Linked DNA regions of Homo sapiens: region 2 is linked to region 1. The links are chromatin loops, found by intact Hi-C in ENCODE. Cell type or tissue: heart right ventricle. All regions are shown on one strand.

Region 1 (8,000 bases):
CTCCTGCCTCAGCCTCCCAAGAAGCTGGAACTACAGGCATGTGCCACCATGCCTGGCTAGTTTTTTATTTTTATTTTTGTATTTTTAGTAGAGAAGGGGTTTCACCATGCTGGCCAGGCTGGTCTTGAACTCCTGACCTTGCGATCCACCCACCTCGGCCTCCCAAAGTGCTGGGATTACAGGCGTGAGCCACAGTGTCTGGCCCGCATTTCCTTTTCTTAAGATACAAAGATGTGTCTTAGCCAACAGAGCTCTCAACTCATTGTCATGGGATTTTCTGTCATGGGAAATAAGCTGCTTTGATAATAACCTGTGATTCTTTCAAATTTTTCTGAAAGCATTTTGGTTTGTATTTTGTAGGTGTCCATCTCTTCACAGTCATGGCTGATCTTGTCATCCACTTTTGGGAGATTCTCCTGTATCTGGGCAGGGTATGCCTTCTCTACATCAGGTATCTAGTAAAAATTATTATTTTTGGATGCAGTTGAAGGAGGACTTGAATTTTCCACTGGAGCTGTTGCATTGCCTTCCCTTCCCCTCCCTTGCCTTCCCTTCCCTTCCCTTCCTTTCCCTTCCCTCCCTTCTTTCTTTCCCTCTTTCCTTCCATTCTTCCTTTCTTTTCCCTTCCTCCTTCCATCCCTCCCTCCCTCCTTCCTTCCTTCTTTTCTTCCCTCCCTCCCTCCTTCCTCTCTTCCTTTCCTTCCATTTTTCCTTTCATTCCCTCTCTCCCCTACCTCCTCCCTCCCTCCCTCCCTTCCTTCCTTCCCTCCTTCGTTCCTTCCTTCCTTCTTTCCTTCCTTCTTTCGTTCCTACCCTCCCTCCCTCCCTCTTTCCTCCCTTCCTGTCTGCCTGCTCTCTGCCAGAGTACTCTTGTCCTCTTTCTTTTCTGGCTCTGTGCCCTCAACTCTGGAAGGTCTCATGCTGTGAGGGACTTCTCCTCACCTGTGATCCTGCTAAAGCACTGTCCGAATAAAACTCATTGTTTGTTACTGCCACTCCAAGGTCGTATCTTTTTCCTTATTATCTGTGAAATCCTGTGAACTCTGTACTCATCCTATGTCCTTCCTAGGACGGGCATAAATGTAGAAGAAACTATCTTTGCTGATCTCAGAAAATAATGCCTTATCTTTTTTTTTTTGGCAGGATCTCATTCCCATCACCCAGAATGCAGTGCTGTGGCACGATCACAGCTCTCTGCAGCCTCAATTTCCCAGGCTCAAGCAATTCTCCCACCTCAGCCTCCCGAGAAGCTGGAACTACAGGAATGTGCCACCGCATCGGGCTAATGTTTTGTATTTTTGGTAGAGACAGGGTTTAGCCATGTTGCCCAGGCTGGTCTCGAATTCTTGGGCTCAAGCAATCCTCTCACCTCAGCCTCCTAAAGTGCTTGGACTAGAGGTGCAAATCACCATGCCTGACCCTTTATCTCTACTTTTGGCCAGAAGCAATCCAGTTAACACTCTATCATATATTATTCCTCCTACTGTTTTCTCCTCTCTAAATTCTTCAGCTTTGGCTGTTTGCCCATTAGTCACTGCCTGGGAGTTTTCAACTTTTAAAATTTGTGACAACATTGTTAGGTCATTAAGATGGGTCCTCATCCGATGTAACTGGCGTTCTTACAAGAAGCAGGGAAATGACGTGGCGGAGACACAGGAGGGGGAAATACCGCGTGATGATGGAGTTAAAGACAGGAGTTATGCAGCTGCAAGCCAAGAACACCAAGGGCTGCTGGTGACAGCAAGCGAGGAGGGAGCCTGGCCCTGCTGGCATCTTGATTCAGACTTCCAGCCCCTACCACTCTGAGAGAATAAATTCCTGTTGTTTTAAGCCACCCAGTTTAGGGTGCTTTGTTGCAGCCGCCTTAAGAAAGGAATACATCGTATCATTCCCAGAAACTGCTTGAGTCCCAGGGTTTGAGACTGGAAAGTGCTGAGCCTCCCTCACTACCAGATGCCACCTTGGCGAGGGTGAGTAGGTAGGAAAGGCTGAGCAGTGACCCCACATTCATGTGCTATGGCACATTTGAGAACATACCAAACAGGAAATGAAACTGATGTGAAACAGAAATTTCCGTCATAAAAACAATTTGCATGAAACGTTCACTGTACTAAAAAAGTAGATGATTTAGGACAATTTTAACTTTTACCCTGAAAATAAATGTTTAAACCATTCATGATGAAACGGTAAGATGACAGTGTACTATTGGATCCAATGGGACTGTATGTACGTGTGTGTGTGTGTGTGTGTGTGTGTGTGTGTGTGTGTGTGTGTGAATGTTTGCGATCACATTCATTTGACATGCAGGTTGAATAAGTGAGTCACTCTCCCCAGTACACGGGGGCTGCCTCTCCTAGCAGCAAATTTTCTCATTGGTTACTGCTGTGTTTCGGATGTCCCTTCCAAAACTGATGTTGAAACTAAATCCCCAATGTGGCAGTATTGAGAAGTGGGCCCTTTAAGAAGTGATTGGATCATGAGGGGTCTGCCCTCTTGAATGAATTATCCATTCATGGATTAACAGATGAATAGGCTATCATGGAAGTGGGACAGGTGGCTTATAAGAAGGGCAAGAGACGGCTGGGCGCGGTGGCTCACGCCTGTAATCCCAGCACTTTGGGAGGCCGAGGCAGGCGGATCACGACGTCAGGAGATCGAGACCATCCTGGCTAACATGGCGAAACCCTGCCTGAACTAAAAATACAAAAAATTAGCCGGGCATGGTGGCGGGCGCCTGTGGTCCCAGCTACTCAGGAGGCTGAGGCAGGAGAATGGCGTGAACCCGGGAGGCGGAGCTTGCAGAGAGCCGGGATCGTGCCACTGCACTCCAGCCTGGGAGACAGAGCGGGACTCCGTCTCAAAAAAAAAATAAAAAAATAAAAATAAAAAAAGGGGCAAGAGACACCTGAGCTAGCACAGACGACTGCCTCGCCAGGTGAGGCCCTGCCTTGCCTCAGGACTTTTCAGACAGTCCTCACCTGCAGGAAGGATCTCACCAGATGTGGCCCCTTGACCTTGGATTCCTCAGCTCCACAACTGTAAGAAATAAGTTTCTTCTCTTTATAAATTACCCAGTTTCAGGAATTCTCTTATAAACAACAGAAAAAAAAGACCAAGACAGTTACTGTATATCTTCATAAAACTAATTTTGTAGGATCTGAGGGCTTTGTTCTCCAAGAGAACACTTGCTCCAATTCTCAGGTTTTCTTCTGTAGTTCTGTAATTTTACTTGAAGAGAAGAATGTCAAGAAAAGACATTAGTAATTAATAAATGCTGGTGGATGATCCCTCTAGCGTAAAACTGGAACATGGCACTGTTTTGTTATTGGTGCTATTAAATCTGAATTATCACTTTAAAAACATATATGAAAAGCAGATATCAGGATTCAATTACTGCTTATTTCATGGAGAACCCGGGAAGAATAAACATATAAATGTGTTTTTAAATTTCTGTTTAATGCATATCACTGTTTCATGTGATAATGTGTGGATTCACATGCCCCAGCTTAGAAAGAAAAACAAACTCATCCAATCGTGCTTCTTGCTGTGTTCATTTGCACACTAGAGAATGATGACTTCTCTTTGTTAGAGCCACAAGTATATGTAAATTGAAGAGAATACATTTGTGACTGGATTATTTACAACCAATACATTGCTAGGTGATAAGCAATTCCACTGGGAGATCCATTGACTGTTGCTACCGAGTGGATTTCACAGAATGGCGACTGCAGACAAATGACCTGTTTCCTCCCTGGTTGCTGGGATCCAGCATTCTGCCTAGAAACAAACCAGTTTCCATTGTTTGGGGTTAACCCTATTTACTAGTAATGATAATATTATCCCTCATAACATTAAAGGTTTAACTATTGGTAGGCTTTTCATTTAACTGTATTTCAAGAAAGGGATATGCAATTTAAAGAAGTTTATTTTGAAATAGTTTCAAACTTAGAGAAAAATCACAAGGACTGCACTAATAACTCCTCCCACCCCCTTTGAAGGAATAATGATAATTATATAATAATGTGTTTTTAATTACTGGCAGGTATTTTATTTGGAGGCATTTCTGTGATTGGAACAGGAGTTGAGACGATGTCAAATGTATGATAACAAAGTAAATCCCTCAAATTGTCTCACAGTGAAAACGTTAACAACAATAACACTACTCTTAAATTCCTTCTTGTTTTCAATAGAAAGGGCCAGTAAGTGAAAGGGCCTTTACATTTTTGTTTTGGAACAGCTCTGCAATTTCATTTTGATTTCATATTTCTAGTAATAAAGCCTCTTCTGACTCCACATTCTTATTTCTGGGCAGACATTTTATTCTTCAGAATTGTAGTGATGGACAAGAAGCTAAATTGGAATGACTACTGTATCAATGATTAATTTGATAATTATAACAATGTCCAAACATTTAGAAATTACAGTATTTCATCAGATGTATTTTTAAAGAGGCACCTCTGTGAGAAGAACAGGTAGGCAGGCCAGCTTTCCCCTGGCTTATCACCCCTTTCCCTGGATTGTAGAGCATCCTTCACTCGGTCCCCTGTGAGAGGCCAGCAGGTTACTCTGCTCTCTGTGGGGTTTTTGTTTTTACCAGACTCTGCAATAACAGGCCCAGGTTTTGCAGCTCTGATGACTTTCTTTTTGGTGATGAAGCCACAGGGTATTAGCACCTCCTCGTGGCCATACATGTAATCTGACACTGTCCCTTGTAATAGTGATGATAATGACAGTGTTAGTGCCAAGCCACTTTAAAATGCTTTTAGTTCCTGGCAGATGTTTTATTTAGAGCGATTTCTCTGAACGTAAATGCCAGTTATGGAGGTTTTATATATTTTAATTAAGTAAATATAAGGTATTATTTTAGTAAAGGAAGTAATAAATCAATATCTCCGACAACTTTAGAGCACTACTTCACAGGATGTATTTTTTCAGATATATTTTTGTAAAGAAGACAAAGAATGAAGATGGTTTTGACTTAAAAAAACTTTTATTTTAGGCTCGGGGCACATGTGCAGGCTTGTTATATAGGTAAACTGCGTGTCATGGGGGTTTGGGGTACAGATTATTTCATCACCCAAGTAATAAGCATAATATCCGATGGGTAGTGTTTTGATCCTCTCCTTCCTTCCACCCTCCACCCTCAAGTAGGCCCATGTGTCTGTTGTTCCCCACTTTGTGCCCATGTGTTCTCCTTGGTTAATTCTCACTTGTAAGTGAGAACATGTGGCATTTGGTTTTCTGTTCCTGTATTAGTTTGTTTAGGATGATGGCCTCCAGCTCCATCCTTGTTGCTGCAAAGGATGTGATCTTGTTCTTTTTTATGAATGTGTGGTATCCCATGGTGTATATGTACCACATTTTCTTTATCCAGTGTACTGTTGATTGGCATTTAGGTTGATTCCATGTCTTTGCTATTGCGAATAGTGTTGCGATAAACATACGTGTGCATGTGTCTTTATGGTAGAATGATTTCTATTTCTTTGGGTATGTACTCAATAATGGGGTTGTTGGGTCAATTGGTAATTCTCTTTTAAATTCCTTGGGGAATCACCACATTGCTTTGCACAATGGCTGAATTAATTTACATTCCCACCAGCAGTGTATCAGCATTCCCCTTTCTCTGCAACCTTGCCAGCATCTGTTATTTTTTGACTTTTTATTAAAAGCCCTTTCAACTGGTGTGAGATGGTATCTCATTGTGGTTTTGATTGCCATTTCTCTAATGATTAGTGATGTGGAGCATTTTTTCATATGCTTGTTGGCTGCAGTAAGTCCTCTTTTGAAAAGTGTCTGTTTATGTTCATTGCCCACTTTTTAATGGGGTATTTTTCTTGTAAATTTGTTTAAGTTCCTTATAGATGCTGGATATTAGACCTTTGTCGGATGCATAGTTTGCAAATATTTTTTCCCATTTTGTAGGCTGGGTTTTGACATATTTTTAACTGACTAAATTCCTAGTGGTTACTATGATAATGTGACAATAATAAACTCTACCATGATATATTTTTTTATACTATTTTATTTGAGGAGGTTTACACATAATCCAGTCACTTGATTAGCCTGTTTAATTTAGATATACTTCATAGCTCTGCCAAAGAGGAGTTACCTTTCTGTAGTGTGTGAATGAGCACAGCATGAGAGATGCTGGATGATAGTCCTTGAGTTAGATATTAAAACATACAAGATTATTTTTTTATGTGCCTCGAACATGTGAATCCACAACTTTCACTTGAATCATTGAGGTAGGTTTGTCACACAGGTTAAGAAGCACATTTATATTTTCTTCCACTTCCTTGGTGCTCTATGAAATGAGCTGTAATATAATCTAAAATCAGCTTTTGGTATTATAATATTGTTTGAAATTTGATAATTCAGGTCTAGTTAACACTGATAAAATAGTTCCATGTTCCAATTTTATGCTAGAAGGATCATTTTCTGGCATCTAGTAATTACTAATGTGTTTTTCAGGGTCATTCTTTTTAAGTAAAATTAAAGAGGTAGAGCACAAAAACTGGAAAATAGAAGGAAGTTGTGCCCTCCTGGAGGAAGAAAAAAGCTCTCAGTTCCCCAAAATCTGTGGCAAAATCAGTTTCATGAGGACCCATTGTATATCCATGAAGACCTTTTTATGTAGGAGAGGCAGCCCACTGTGTACACATGTCTCCTGGTGAATCCAATGTGCATAGTTTCAGCTGACTTTGTTCCATCAAGTATGATTTAAACATTTATTTTCAGAGTGAGAGCCAAAGTCATTTTGCTCCAGATTGAAGTATAGTACTTTTTCAGTTCCATAAATGTTTCATATGAAATATTTTTTAGGATAAAAATTTCTATTTTATGTGAGTTTAACTTGCTCTTCAGAATAGTCTCAAATGTGCTATAGGATAGTGGCACATGGATGTAGGGGTCACTGCTCAGTCTTTCCTACTCCTTTGTCCTCTCTAAGTTGGCATCTGGTACTGAAGGACTTTCAGCATTTCCGAGCTCTGAGCGCCATAGGGCTGATATTTAAGAAGCTTTTGGGACTCAGTTTGTTGATGTGGAGTGGGAGAAGTAGCAGTGAGTGGAGGAGAGTGGAGGAGAACGGAGGAAAGTGACATCTATTCTTAATGGAGGGGAGGGTCAGGTCAGACATCAGGAGATACCAGGGAGGGAGTAGCCCTAAGGGGAATTGTTTTGGGTTCCCCAGCTGCCTGGATACTGGCTCTTCCCTCTCTTCTACTCCTTTCCCAGTCAGGTTCACTGTGATTGAATTTTTTTCGGACAGGTTTTAGTTTTATTTCTCTTTTACCCTAGACCCAGATTTGAGAGCTGGCACTATCATGACCCTGGCAGATTGTTTTTCTATTCTCCTTTTTATTGAAGCGTCCAACTATTAAGTTTGAATAGTCTCTTCCTTTAATTCGGTGTATTTTTGCTTCATGCATTTTGGGGCTGTGTTGTTAGGTACATACACTTTAATTATTTTTATATCTTCTTGATTAACTGACACTTTTATAATTATAAAATATCCTTCTTTGCCCTAATAATAATTTTTATCTTAAAATATTTTGTCAATTTTGCCTGGCATTAATATAGCTACTCCAGCTCTTCTGGTTATTGCTGGTGTATCTTTTCCATCCTTTTATGTTCCATTTATTTGTGTCTTTAAATCTTAAGTGTCTATTGTAAATAGCATATAATTGTGCTGTGTTTAAAAAAATCCATTCTCCAAATCTCTTCCTTCTAGTTTGACAGTTTGATCCACTTACTTTAATATAATTACTGATAAGATAGAATTATTTTTTGCTATTGTGCTATTTGTTTTCTATATGTATTATGTCCATTGTATTCCTCAATTCCTTGATTCTTGAATGCTTTTGTGTTAAATAGATATTTTATAGTGTAACATTTTAATTACCTTTCATTTCTCTTAAAATATATAATTTTAGTTATTTTATTAGTGGTTGCCCATGGTATTATAATTAATATTTTAAAGTTTTAAAGAGACAGTGTCT
Region 2 (8,000 bases), 100 kb before region 1:
TACAACTGGATATTTGAAAGTTATCCTTCGAGTGGGATAATGGTTTCCATGCCATCTTTTAGAGGTCCCCAGTAGTAGTAAACATAGTTGCCCACAGTGGGAATCTACTTATGAATGCATCCTGCATAGGCTTCCTTCTCTTATCTCATTCCCACTTCCCTACAGTGCATCCTGGAATCATCATTTGTACTCAAATGCTTGTTCTCCTCTTTTTTTTTCCTTCAAGAAAATATTTATTGCATATTATTAGTGATTATGTTTTACAGCAAAAGTAAACACATACACTTTTCACAAACACAAAATGGGAATCAAGGCATCTATCAAATGTAAATGTTGAACCAAGTCCTGGTTTTCAGAATTCAGCAGCCAATCCTGGTTCTGCACCAGGGCCACTAGGCTATCTGTGCTTAGTCCTCACCTTGGGCAATCAATGTTGCCCCAGCGAGCTGCAGCTTTGGTTTAGGTCCTGGCCCAGGGTCTGCAGGAATGGGGTTCAGGATTGGTGCAGAAGGCTGAGACAGTCTTGATGGTGTGGTTGTTCACTGTCGTGTCACCTGGTCCTGCAGAACTGTGGGAAGACCCAATCCTCAGCTTTGGGGGCCACCCCAATTATGCTGGGACCATTGTAAGTGGAGTATTTGAAAAGATGGCCAGCATGATATTTACTGATTTCTTTTGCATTTAATGAGTAGTTTCTAATATATTAAATAGCATTTTATTTTTCTTTTTTAGAGACAGGGTATCTCTCTGTCACCCAGGCTGGAATGCAGTGGCACTATCATAGCTCACTGCAGCCTCAAACTCCTGGGCTCAAGTGTTGTCCCTGCCTTGGCCTCTCAAAGTGCTGGGATGACAGGCATAAGCCACTATGCCTGGCCAACATTTTCTTTAATTTTTGCTGTATATTTTGAGTGATTAGAAGTTTTGCCATACACATCTAGGGCCATACACATGCCATACACATCTCTAGGGTTTGCCATACACATCTGATCAGAATTAGTTTCAGATTTATATTAGCTTAAGTCCAGTGAAATATACATAGATGTTACTCCTATATGACTATTTCTCTTTCTCCTGGTTTTGGGGTATATATATTACATCTATTAATATTACAAATCCAACAATACATTATTATAAGGATTACTTCAGCAGCTATGACCATTTTTATTAGCATCTGTGATCATGTACCTCCTTCTGTTATTGTCAAAATACATACATTAAACTTCTGTGTTACAGGATCAACTTATACATTATATACACATACTTTTATGCAGTTTTCAAAAAATCAGTTGAGAAAAAAGTGCATTTATAGTGTTTTTTATAATGACATAATTACCTTTACATGCTCTTTCCCTCCATATATATGATTATTTTGTTATGTATATATATATTTTTTTCTTTTTTTTTTAAGACAGAGTCTCACTCTGTTGCCTAGGCTGGAGTGCAGTGGTGCGATCTTGGCTCACTGCAGCCTCTTCCTCCTGGGTTCAGCCATTTGTGTGCCTCAGCCTCCGAGTAGCTGGGACCACAGACGCACACCACTATGCTTGGCTAATTTTTTGAATTTTTTGTGGAGACCAGGTTTTGACATGTTGACCAGGTTAGTCTCCTGATCTCATGTGATCCACCTGCCTTGGCCTCCCAAAGTGCTAGGATTACAGGTGTGAGCCACCACACCCAGCTAAGCCACCCCGCCCAGCATTTGTTGGTTTTTCAATCCATACTCTGTGGAGTCAAGCTTCTGCAGGCCACCATAAAGTATATGGTCAGGAGCTCAGGAGCTATAATGCATGTGGACACTGCTTCTCTACAAGAAGGAACCAACAGCTCATGGGGCTTTCCTGAAGACTTTTTTTTTGAGACAGGATCTCACTCAGTCACTCAGGCCGGAATATAGTGGAACCATCACAGCTCACTGCAGCCTCCACCTCCCGGGCTCAAGTGATACTTCCATCTCAGCCTCCCAGTTAAATGGGACTACAGGCACATGCCATTGTGCCTGGCTTAAATGTTTTTTTTTTTTTTTTTTTGAGAAATGTTTCCCAGGCTGGTCTTGAACTCCTGGGCTCAAGTGATCCTCCTGAACCAGCTTCCTGAGTAGCTGGTACCACAGGAGCTCACTATCACACACAGCTAATTTTTTTTAAAAGTTTTTTTTTTTTTTTAGAGATGGGGTCTCACCACGTTGCCCAGGCTCTCGTCATGAACCCTTAGGCTCAAACAACCTCACCTCATCTGGCTTTTTTAAAAAAATTTATTTTTATTTATTTATTTACTTATTTTTATTTTTATTTTTTATGTGGAGGCTTCTGGAGACGGCTTTGCTTTGGCCTGCTGTGTGGGTTACTGTGGGCTTGACCTGTGGCTATGGTTCTGTGATACTTAGCAATACTTTGCAAAGCTGCATCCTTGGGTTCCTGTGGCAGGCCCGTGTAGACCCCTCAACCTAAAACTGCTGCATTTGAGTCCTGAGTTGCTTGAAGCCCCTACCTGCATATCTTGCCCCAGAGGCAGCAGGGGTGAGTTGGCAGCTATTTGGGGAGGCACGTGCTGCAGTTGAGAGCACAACGGCTTTCCATTATTCTGAGGCAGTTGACTCTGCAGCTGTGACTGAGCCGAGGGCCACTGCTTCTCTAGATCCCAAGGACCCGAGTCCATTGGCAGCTGTTCCTGCAACATCATCCCCTCTGAGTAATTCTGAGGCTGTTGGTGCTGCTGTGGGTGATACTGCCAATCATTCTGCTGCTGTTCTTGCAGCAGTGAGAGACAGAATGAGCAAAGACAATGGTCTTTCTTCACCCCGTAAGCACCTTGAGCGTAATCCAAAAGGAAGGGACTTGCATGCTGGCTTTCCCTGGTTTCAGTCCTTTCTCCATGAAAATATGGCACAGAAGATGGGGGAGGATGAAGGCATTCTGCAGAGTTGTAGCTGAGAAAACGATAGGCAGTAGAATGCTCACTTCCTGTGTCACCTCCATACTCCAAAGCATAGCCTGGATGCTTTTCAGTACCTGCGACCAGATAGGAGCACTGGGAACCCACCTGTTGACTGGGAATCCCTTGTTTCTCCAGAGAAGAGCACATGGAGCCCACCTGTTGACTGGGAGTCTCTTGGTTCTCCAAAGAGAAGCAATTGTAGCCCATCTGTTGACAGGCAATCCTCTGTTTCTCCAGAAGGGAGCAACCAGGTCTTCTCATCAGAGCCCTCTTGGCACAGGAAAAACTCTGCTCTGTGGCATAGTTGGAAGCTGCAGCCTGGGTTTCCTGGAGGCTTAAAAATGGACAGGCTTGGACTGGGAAATCGTGTTTTTTCCAAGTAAGAAATATTCTTTGTCTTTCTTCCGGTGGAAGTCTGGCTCTATTGTTCTGGAACCAGTTCTAAAGGGAAAAGATAATATTGTATTATCAAATCTACTTCTCTGATTATATGCCTCTATGCATTCCTTAATGTAGGAGGCTTTTTCTTTTTAAGCCTTTTAAAAGCAGAGTCCCTGACTTGCCTTCAGACATTAAGGCTTATAAAAAATAAGACAATCTCCCTAGAACTGCACATATGATACCGGAGGTCATGCATCATGCATTTCTAGAACCATAACCTCCTTCACTGGAGACAGTGACACCATGGTTTACGTGTAAACCTAGGCTGTCTGGAATCTATCTCCAACCTACTTGTGACCTATATGCAATCTTCTCCTGCTTGCTCACTGAGACCCACTCTGTGCTACAGAAGAGGCTCCCAGCTGTCCCACCTAGACGTGGATTGTTCCTACAACCCTGCTACTTTACTCATGCTCTTCCACCAGGAAGAATTAATAATGTATTTTCTGATACCATTTCTGTTGCATATATGCACATAATTCTTACATACATTGGGTTCAAGTTTCACAAGTAAAGAGTGCAATTGTTTCAATTATTTATTGACCATATATTTGTTGTATGACTCTGTGAGGAGAAGAAACAAACCATTTTTCCTCTGCTCTCATACCACAACAGTCACAGAAAGACTACTGTGAGCAAATGTGTTTCCCCACACACAAGGCAAGCAATCAGTTCTGCAGTGCACACCAGCTGGGTGTCCTCCAATTCAATTCCAGCACTGCCTACCTGGAAACACTGTCAGATCCCACAGGTCGAGGGCTCAGTCCTGCAAGACTGCCCCTCCTTCAGATGCCAGTTGCAAGTCTGGGCTTTTATAACTTTTGACTGACTGGCTTTGGGTTGGGGCTCCTGTGACCTCCTTTTTGGGTTTGATTAACTTGCCAGAGCAGCTCACAGAACTCAGGGAATCACATATGTTTGCCAGTTTGTTACAAAGGATATAGATTCATAGAGTGAGATATGGGGGAAGGGGTGCAGAGCTTTCATGCCCTGCCTGGACAAGCCACCCTCCAGGAACTTCCACATGTTCAGCTATCTGGAAGCTCCCCAAACCCACTTTTTTTTTTTCCCTTTTTCTTTCTTTTCTTTTTTTTTTTTTTTTTAACGGAGGCTTCATTGCACAGGCATGATTGATTAAACCATCGACTGCTGGTGATCAACTTAACCATCAGCGCCTTCCCCTTCCCAGAAGTTGGAGGGTGGGGCTGAAAGTCCCAACCCTCTAATCCTGCTTGGATCTTTACAGCTCTCATCCTGAAGCTACTAGGGTCTACTACCATCAGTCAACTCATTAGTGTAGAAAAAGACATAGCTTTGGAGATTCTAAGTATTTTGAGAATTGCATGCCAGGAAACAGCAGAAGACCAAATATATATATTTAGAATAACCCTAGTTATTTCATTCAATTTGTCTAATCTTTATTTTTCTCTCCCCTAGAAAGAGGATAATATGCAAATACCCAAATTATTCAGGCTTTGAGGGAGGCAGAGATGAGAAAATGCTTTTTGTATCCCAAGAAGCTATGGTTTGAATAAGGGAGATAATTCTTTTTTTTTTTTTTTTTTTTGAGACGGAGTCTCGCTCTGTCGTCCAGGCTGGAGTGCAGTGGCGCAGTGTCGGCTTACTTCAAGCTCCGCCTCCCAGGTTCATGCTATTCTTCTGCCTCAGCCTCCTGAGTAGCTGGGACTACAGGTGCCCGCCACCAAGCCCGGCTAATTTTTTTTGTATTTTTAGTAGAGACGGGGTTTCACCGTGTTAGCCAGGATAGTCTCGATCTCCTGACCTCATGATCCGCCCGCCTCGGCCTCCCAAAGTGCGGGGATTACAGGCGTGAGCCACTCACTGCGCCCGGTGGGAGGTAATTCTTATAGTTCAGGCTACAGGGTAAGTTACTTGCATAATCTAACAGGAACCTCTCATTTTTATATTTCCATGCCCTGTGCTACTAAATTCAGAATTGCTTTAGGCTATTAGGAGCACTGAAGCTACAAGGATCTTTGATCCACACACAGGATAATTGTTTAAAACAAAACCATGACTAGGCACAATGAACCAAGCACCTATGACAGAGAAAATTACACATATTTTAGAGAAAACTGAGGTGCAGGAGTGCTATGGTTTAAATGTCCGCACCAAAACTCATCTTGAAACTGTAAACCAAAAATACAATTCTAAGGCCCCCTAACCATCTTAACGGACCCCTCCTCTCAGCCAAGGGCTGTCCAAAGTTAACTGAAAAACTAGTTCAGACCTTGATAGCAAAGGGGAGCCACACCTGCCTCATTATACCCTCCTTTCTTTTGGGATTACTGATAAAACAGTCTCCTCAAGTATGATAAGAAACATAGAACAAGGTTGGCGCGGTGGCTCACGCCTGTAATCCCAGCACTTTGGGAGGCCGAGGCAGGTGGATCACGAGGTCAGGAGATTGAGACCATACTGGCTAACATGGTGAAACCCTGTCTCTACTAAAAAAAATACAAAAAATTAGCCGGGCATGGTGGCGGGCACCTGTAGTCCCAGTTACTCAGGAGGCTGAGGCAGGAGAATGGCATGAACCTGGGAGGCGGAGCTTACAGTGAGCTGAGATCGTGCCACTGCACTCCAGCCTGGGCGACAGAGCAAGACTCTGTCTCAAAAAAAAAAAAAAAAAAAGAAACATAAAACATACTCTTCAAGTCTGATAAGAAACATTTACAGTCTATTCTGAAATCTGGTACCTGGTGGCTTCATCAGCATGACAACACTTTGGTCTCCACAATTCCTTATGGTAACCCAGACATTCCTTTCTAGTGATAAAAACTCTTTCAACTAACTACCAATCAGAAAATCTCTGAATCTGCCTATGACTTGGAAGCCCCTGCTTCCACTTGTCCTGCCTTTCCAGACCCAAGCAATGTACATCTTACATGTATCGACTGATGCCTTATGTCTGCCTAAAATGTATAAAACCAAGTTGTGGCCTGACCACCTTGGGCACATATCATCAGGACCTCCTGAAGCTGTGTCACAGGCATGTTCTTAACCTTGACAAAACTTTCTAAATTGATTAAGATCTGTCTCAGATACTTTTGTTTTATAAAACTGTATCTTCAGCCGGGTGCAGTGGCTCATGCCTGTAATCCCAGCACTTTTGGAGGCCGAGGTGGGCAGATCACCTGAGGTCGGGAGTTTGAGACCAGCCTGACCAACATGGAGAAACCCCGTATTTACTAAAAGTACAAAATTAGCTAGGCATGGCGGCACGTGCCTGTAATCCCAGCTACTTGGGAGGCTAAGGCAGGAGAATTGCTTGAACTGGGGAGGCAGAGGTTGCAGTGAGGTGAGATCGTGCCATTGCACTCCAGCCTGGGCAACAAGAGCAAAACTCCATCTCAAAAAAAAAAAAAAAAAGAAAGAAAGAAAAACAAACAAAACCCCAAAATCTTAATCTTCAACATGGCAGCACTGAGAGGTGAGGCCTTAAAAGGTGATTGGATCACAAGGACTTTGCCCTCATGAATGGATTAACACATTCATGGATTAATGGATTAATGGGTTATCATGGGAGTGGTACTGGTGGCTTTACAAGAGTAAGAGACCCCTGAGCTAGTACCCTCAGCCACCTTGCCATGTGATACCCTGTACCACCTTGGTCCCCACCAGCAAGAAAACTCTCACCAGATGCAGCCCTTTGACCTTGGACTTCTCAGCCTCCCTAACTATAAGAAATAAATGTTTTCTTTATAAATCACTCAATTTCAGATATTCTGTTCTAAGCAACAGAAAAGGCACTAGGAGAGTCAAGAATTTGTCAGAGATTATAGAGCCAGTGGGAGGCAGCGCTCATGAGAGTCTAACCAAAAAAAGCAAGTGCCTGCTTTCATATATCACAAGCTCAAAGAACATCTGGGAAATTCATCCCAAAAAATAATTGCCTAGGCACATTGTCATCAAGTTCGTCTAAAATTAAGATGAAGGAAAGAATCTTAAGAGCCATGAGACAAAAGCACCAGAAAACCTATAAAGGAAAACCTATCAGATTAACAGCAGATTTCTCACCAGAAACTCTACAAGCTAGAAGGGATTGGGGCCCTATCTTTATCCTCCTTAAACAAAACAATTATCAGCCAAGAATTTTGTATCCAGTGAAAGTAAGCATCATAAATGAAGAAAAGATATAGTCTTTCAGACAAACAAATGCTGAGATAATCTGCCACTACCAAGCCACACTACGAGAACTGCTAAAAGGAGCTCTGAAATCTTGAAATAAATCCTGGAAATGCATCAAAACATAGCCTTTTAAAGCATAAATCTCACAGGACCTATACAACAAAAAAACACCAAGGTATAGCCAGGTGCAGTGGCACATGCTTGTAATCCCAGCACTTTGGGAGGCTGAGGCGGGTGGATCACTTGAGGTCAAGAGTTTGAGACTAGCCTGGCCAACATGGCGAAACCCCAATTCTACTAAAAATACAAAAATTATCTGGACATGGTGGCAGGCGTCTGTAATCCCAGCTACTTGGGAGGATGAGACAGGAGATAATCACTGGAACCGGGGAGGAAGAGGTTGCAGTGAGCCAAGACTGCACCACTGCACTCCAGCCTGGGCAACAGAGCAAGACTCTGTCCCAACAAAC

The links. A loop is a pair of places that touch in the nucleus more often than their neighbours do. Peaks named below come from ENCODE experiments on the same cell type or tissue, not always from the same donor. Only the 100,000 strongest peaks of a DNase experiment are listed, where the experiment ranks them.
Region 2: a loop joins it to region 1, with 4 times the contacts of the local background. A loop is called at or near these places in 29 of 110 quality-filtered maps.

The regions. Positions count from the first base shown.
Region 1 is chr16:75,759,690-75,767,689 of GRCh38, forward strand. It overlaps LOC105371348 (a long non-coding RNA gene), which reads left to right and starts at 361. Exons shown (of 6, transcript XR_933748.4): 1 at 361-451; 2 at 1,144-1,970. RefSeq lists an enhancer at 4,478-4,537. In heart right ventricle, CTCF peaks have their summits at 4,680 (motif pointing left) and 4,879; a DNase peak (open chromatin) is centred at 4,652.
Region 2 is chr16:75,657,872-75,665,871 of GRCh38, forward strand. CPHXL2 (cytoplasmic polyadenylated homeobox like 2) reads right to left here. Exons shown (of 3, transcript NM_001395862.1): 3 at 2,356-3,378. The coding sequence ends at 2,383. Among named protein-coding and RNA genes, the nearest start is that of TERF2IP, 14 kb to the left of the region's middle. In heart right ventricle, no CTCF peak of the experiment used is centred here; no DNase peak of the experiment used is centred here; H3K27ac peaks cover 1,564 bases.